2 separate regions of the Mus musculus genome follow, and region 2 is linked to region 1. Evidence: chromatin loops called from intact Hi-C (ENCODE). Cell type or tissue: left cerebral cortex. All regions are shown on one strand. Links, peaks and the distances in the headings refer to the core of each region. The heading gives the core; the rest is flanking DNA. Region 1 holds the start of Zbtb7a (zinc finger and BTB domain containing 7a). Region 2 holds the start of Thop1 (thimet oligopeptidase 1).

The links. Peaks named below come from ENCODE experiments on the same cell type or tissue, not always from the same donor. Only the 100,000 strongest peaks of a DNase experiment are listed, where the experiment ranks them.
Region 2: it touches region 1 in a loop (3-fold over the local background); 1 of 42 quality-filtered maps calls a loop at or near these places.

Annotation. Positions count from the first base shown.
Region 1 is chr10:81,134,917-81,137,811 of GRCm38, reverse strand. Zbtb7a (zinc finger and BTB domain containing 7a) reads right to left here and starts at 1,541. Exons shown (of 3, transcript NM_010731.3): 1 at 1,113-1,541. In left cerebral cortex, for the core only: CTCF peaks have their summits at 1,305 and 1,874; DNase peaks (open chromatin) are centred at 1,232, 1,533, 1,765, 2,326 and 2 more places; H3K4me3 peaks cover 2,313 bases; H3K27ac peaks cover 2,220 bases.
Region 2 is chr10:81,067,688-81,070,582 of GRCm38, reverse strand. It overlaps Thop1 (thimet oligopeptidase 1), which reads right to left and starts at 500. Exons shown (of 13, transcript NM_022653.4): 1 at 305-500. The coding sequence starts at 320. In left cerebral cortex, for the core only: no CTCF peak of the experiment used is centred there; DNase peaks (open chromatin) are centred at 573 and 1,259; H3K4me3 peaks cover 804 bases; H3K27ac peaks cover 961 bases.

The DNA.
Region 1 (2,895 bases), core at 220-2,719:
CACCACACCCTCCCCTGGGGAGGGAACCTCCAGTCTTGCGGAGGAACCTTTCTCCTCCTCCCTGAGCGTCCGGAACTAAAGGGAAGGGGGAAAAATTAAAATATCGAACGGGAGGGGGGGGGCTAAGAACGGTTACACAACAGGAGGGGAGGGGCGGCAGCCGGAAGCCGGGACCGCCACCGGCCCCGGGCGAGGGAGCCGCGGAAGCTCCGCCTCTTCTGCATAAACCCCGCCCCTGCACGCAGGCCCCGCCCAAACGCAGGCTCCACCCCCATGCAGCGCCGCGCCGGACGATTTCTAGTATCCATTGGCCCTCAGGTCTGCCACTCACCGCCCCTCCTCCGCAACGCCCCTCCCTGACCCGCCGCTATCGCGAGGCACTCTGGGATTTGTAGTTTATTCTCCAAGGCCACCTTCCAAAACAACAAGCACTGAAGATAAGCGAAAGAACTACAGAGCCCAGGAGAACCGCGACGACGCGCCCGCCTCCCAGACACTCCACCCCTCACCCCTTCCCTCCGCCTCTCTCGGGCCTTTTTTTTTTTTTTTTTTTTTTTTTTTTTTTTTTTTTGCAAAGCCCCCCTCCCTGTTTTGTCAGCCCCCTCCCCCCCTCCGCCAAGGCGCTCCATCCTGGCCAACTCCAACGTCTGCGCGCAATCCCGGATAGGCCTTCCCCGCCCCCCGCTTGCCCACTACCACTCGGAAAGGGGAGCGGCGCGCCCCGGGCCCTATTGCAAACTTAGCACGCGACGCACCCCTCAGCCCCCACCTTCGCCTTCGGTGAGGCCCGGCTCCCCTCCCCCGCGGGCCGCGCGCCGGGAACCCTGAGGCCGTGCCGCCCGAGTAGGGAGGAGGGATCGGGAGCGGGCTTGTGCCCTTCGCCCCGGAGGGACCCGGGCGGAGCCCCCCCGCCTCCCGACTCCTCTTCGGCTCTGGCCGGGCAATCTTGGTCTCCAGAACCCCTGAGCTACGGAGGCGCCCCAGATCCCCCATCCAGTCCGTTCCGCTCCGTACGGGCTCTCGGGGTGCGCACTGCGCCCCCGGCCGCGTCCCCACCCTGCAAGGAAATTAAAAAGGAAAGAAAGGAAAAAAAAAAGAAAAACAAAACCCACCTCTCCGGGAGAGGAGTCCCCTTCAGCCCGGGCAGCTTACCTCGCGGGGACCCGAGCCCGGAGGACGCGCGATCGGGGCAGCCCGCGGCGCGGACCTCGCTCGGGCGGGCGGCGGCGTCACTGCCCCTACAGTAGCCGTACAGTACGCAAAGCCCCGTATGATGCTCGCGACTCCCTTCCTGGTTTGTCCGAGGGCAAGAGGGGTCCTCCCTCGTCTTAAAGGTGCCGCAGCGCCGGCACCCCCACGCCCAGCCCGCCCCCCCGGCCACCGCGGCCAGAACAGGCTCTGCAGGTCGGCTCTTGCCACGTCCCGCGGGGCTGCGCCGCGAGAGCAGATCGGGCTGCGATTAGGGATTTGGGGGTGCCGGGCGGGCGGGGGGCGCAGCCCCGACCCATCGGCCCCTCCCCTGGCAAGCCCGTGACCTCTCCGCCCCGTGCGCGGCGCCGTGCCAGCCTGCTGGCTTATCTACGGCCCGGAGCACCCCAGGGTGCTGGGGGCGGGCAAGAGGGGCCCCTCGGGTTCAGGGGGTGGGGGCCGCAGATAAACAGCCCCGGCCTGTGCGCGCAGGGCGGGGTTCAGGGGGCGCGGGCTGTGCCCCCGAAGCCCGGGGCGGGGCGGGACCGGGTTGGCAATGGGGGCGGGAGTGCGGTGCGCACCCGGAGGACTGGGTGCCGGGGCGTAAGGGGCCCTCTGGCCCAAGGAGCTGAGATGAAGGCGAGGAAGTGACGGTCCCTTGCCTCACACCTCTCTCCAAGGCCACCAGGGCGCTGCCATGGTACCGCATCTCCCTTCTCTGAGCCTCAGTTTCCCCAAATAATGCAAGGAATCGAAAGGAGAAGAAAAGGTCTGTTGCAAGGTCGGCGAGGTTGCATCGGCGCTCCTGTCATCCTTGGCCTCAGTTTACCCAAGTAGTGCAAAGAACCCAGGAAAGGAAGAAAAAAGATCAGAGTCTGCATTTGAGCTCCAGGTCCCCTAACCCCCACATAAACCTCAGTTTACTCAAACTGCGAGGAACCCAGAGTTTGCAAGTACAGCTAGGTTGCTTTAGAGTGTCGGGTCTCCGTCCACCCCCGCCCCCATCTGCGCCTTAAATTACCAAAGCCATACCAGGGACCCCCCAGGGGAAGACTTGCAGGGCCGCGAAATGTCAGCTGAGCTCGGGGGTCCCGCCCTCACCGGTGCAGCCAGCCAGCAAACCTGCCGCCCCGCGATTACATAAAACAGTCGCCTCCACCCGGCTGTGCCAGGGGCGTAGCGCGGGGAAGGGGTTGGCGAGGGGCGGGGAAGGACGGTTGTTTTCCAGGCCTTGTAATTTTCCCCGCAGCCGGCTGGCTGGCCCGGCTGGTGTGGGGCGTGGACCCGGACCCTCGCAGGGGCGCCGCACAGCTCCGCAGGACAGAGGTGGGAAGTAGGAAAGTGCGAATCCAACCCTGCGTTTTCTGTTTTCTTTCTTTCTTTCTTTCTTTTTTTTTCACCCCCTTGTCCTTTTCTCTCCCACTTCCTCTCTGGTCGTGGGAGAGGTCTGGAGAGGGAGGGGAAGGCAGAGGAGGGGACAGGCGACATCCCGGTTCACCAGGCCTGCTGGGTTCGGGTTCCAGCACGCCACAGCCACCAGACGACCTGACTGTGGATCTGGCTCTGGGGAGGGGGCGGAGCGGGGAGTTAGAACCAGCGCCTGGCCTCAGTTTCCCCTTCAGTTCCCCTTCGTATGGAGACTGGCCATCCTTGCTTTAGCTTTAAGTGTGTCTGTCACAATATGAGATGTCAGCCTCCAAATGCCCG
Region 2 (2,895 bases), core at 186-2,685, 67 kb after region 1:
GCACACTGTCCTGGCACCGAGGTTCCCAGGCCACCGTCTCCAGCAGCCTTCCAGGAACTAGAGCCTTTTACACCATGTGTGGGTTTTGCTCATCGCCCCGTTGGCAGTCCATCTTACCCTAGTTAGAATAGCAGGGAGCATGAGAAAAGTATTCTTTTAAAATTCAGTTTATCAAGAGGTTGAAGTCATGGGAAAGTTAGTTCATTCATTTTGCAGACGAAGGGGTCAGGGTCGGGAATCCCAAAGGTTCCATCTGCCCGAAGGAGGAGAGAAAGGGAGGGCCTGGGCGAGGGGCGACCGGTACCTGCGGGGGGCTTCATGGCGGTCGGCTGCGCGCGAGGCGGCGACGGCCCTCCTCTGGTCCTCACGCCTGTGCGGTCCGGATCTCCTCGGAGCTCGCCTCACCTGAGCCAGTTCCTCTGCTGTGGCTCTCAGACTGAGGCGCCCGCCGCCCGCGAGCTCCGAGCACGCTAGGAAGGCGCGTGCGCGCGAAGGCAGCTGGTCAACGCGAGTGTGCATGCGCAGGAACAACCAGTCTGGCGCCGGTGCATCGCGGTTCCGCCCACATTATCCCGAGCTTGCCCTGTCAGTGGTGCGATTTTGCGCATGCGCTGAACACAGTGGAGCCCGCAATTGGCTGTCATAGGTGAGTGAGGCGGAGCCTTACGCACCCTCGGAACGCCAGGATGCTGTTTCCATGGAAACCTAACACCCTCTCTGCCTTGCCTTTTCTGTGAGGATTTCACTCTATACAGGCTGTGTGCGTTTGTGCTTGGTCTGTTCGTTCAATTCATTTCTTTTTGTTCTTCAGCCAGTTCCTCATGACTCCACCTTCTGAGTTCTGAGATGACCAGAGTGCTCCAGCATGCCTGGCTTCCCTCCCTCTCTCTCTCTCTCTCTCTCTCTCCCTCCCTCCAACCTTCTCTTCCTTCTTTCCTTCCTTTTTTTGACACAAAGTTTCATGTAGCCCAGGCTGGTCTGAATTTGCTGACAGGCCTCAAATTCGTAGCAATCCTCCTGCCCCAGCTTCCTGGGTTCTGGGAATGCAAGTGAGAACCGCCACGGGTTTTTGCTTGTTTGTTTTGTTTTTGTAAGCTGAGTGTGCTGACTTATACCTGCAATTTCAGTCCAAGTAAAACAAAACTGACCCAACCTGCAACCTGCAGGAGTAGCCTGGACTATATACCTTGTCTGAAAAAACATGAGAGATGGCTCTGTGGTCAAGTGTAGTTGATAATCGGTGTACTGCAAAAGCCAGGGCTGGCCCCTCCTTCCTGCACCAGCCTGTGGCACGTTAAGATGCCTCCTAGGAGCTGTTGGCGGCTCCTGTTAAAATGTTGGCACCATGACATCTCCTCAGCCTGGAGCTGTCACAAGAACTGTCTACAGTAGTGTATCACCTTTCCCAACACAACAGAGGTTGCCCCTCAAGAACACCCCTGCAGGAGCTGTCCTACAGGAACTGTCCCACAGTGATAGGACCTCATCTCCAGCCTCCTTGAGCAGCCTCACAGAGATGGCGCCTCAGCAAAAGTTGGCTGTGGCCTGGAAGGACTTTCACACTAACCCATGGGCCTGATGCAGGGTAAAGAGGGTGAGGGGGAAAAAAGTCACCAATCCCCGAACAGGAAAACCCACCAATCCCTGAGCTCCTCAAGCTCAGGACTTGAAATTCCACCAATCGTTAATCTGGAAATCTCTGCCCTGAAAAGCCCTGCCTCCTAAGAAATTCTATGTAAGCCCCGCCCTTTGTCTAATTCCCTAATGTTTTACTCCCAGGAGAAGAGGGAAGATTCATCTCTCCACACCCTGAACCCACCAATAAATCTCTTACATGAGATTTTCTGCTTGGTGTGACTTTCTCATCGGAAGAGCCAAGAAGAAGCGAGGTGAAGAGAGGGTGGGGGGTGGGAGAGCGGGGTGCGGGGAAACAAGGCTCCTGAGCTCCTCAGCTCAGCCGGGGATATCCTCCCCTGGGAACTGCAACACCTCTGCTGAGAGGGCTCCCTGCGTGGTTCCTGAGCTCCGTGTCTCCGTGTGCCCTTCCATCTGAGCAGAAACATCGACAGTAATAGCACAAGTCCAGAAGACTGGACTTCAGATCCCCACACCACAGGGCCGCTCACACCTCCAGGGGACCCCATGTCCTCTTCTGGCCACAGCAGGTGCTGTGTACATATGGTGCACACACATACATTTAAGTGTATGCACACAAGCACATAAGCAACTTTTAAAACATAGGATAGTGGAGAGACAGCATTTATTTTAACACGCATCTCAAAGTACAGTTCCTGTAGGGAGAAGCAATAGTCACTCCTGGTCCAAGGTCCAGAAATCTGCTCGAAATTACTCAGTCTAGGATCTGCCCAGGAAATGGCCTCTCCAGAGTCAAGACTGAGGGCCTTCCTGGCTCATTTGACTGACATAATCAAGATAATCCCCCTACGCCGGGCAGTAGTGACGCATGCCTTTTATCCCAGCACTTGGGAGGCAGAGGCAGGCAGATTTCTGAGTTTGAGGCCAGCCTGGTCTACAAAGTGAGTTCCAGGGCAGTGAGGGCTACACAGAGAAACCCTGTCTCAAAAAAAAAAATTCCCCACAGGCAATCAAAGAAGCCATCTTCCCTGTGGTTCTAGATCCAACCAAAGAGACAGTTGACACTGGTCATCAATGGTGCGTGCCTACACCCACCACCACCCTGCCCCAAAACAACTCCCCTGCCCCGGAAGATGTATCTGCAGGCAAAGCACTCACCGTGTTGGGAAGTTTGAACCCCCAGTACCCAAAAAAGCTGGCAGCAGGAGGAGACAGGAGAGTTCTGAAGGAGCAAGTGCCCAGGCTAGACCAGCAGAATCTGCAGGCTCTTGCTTTAATGGGAGATTTTGGCTTGAGATC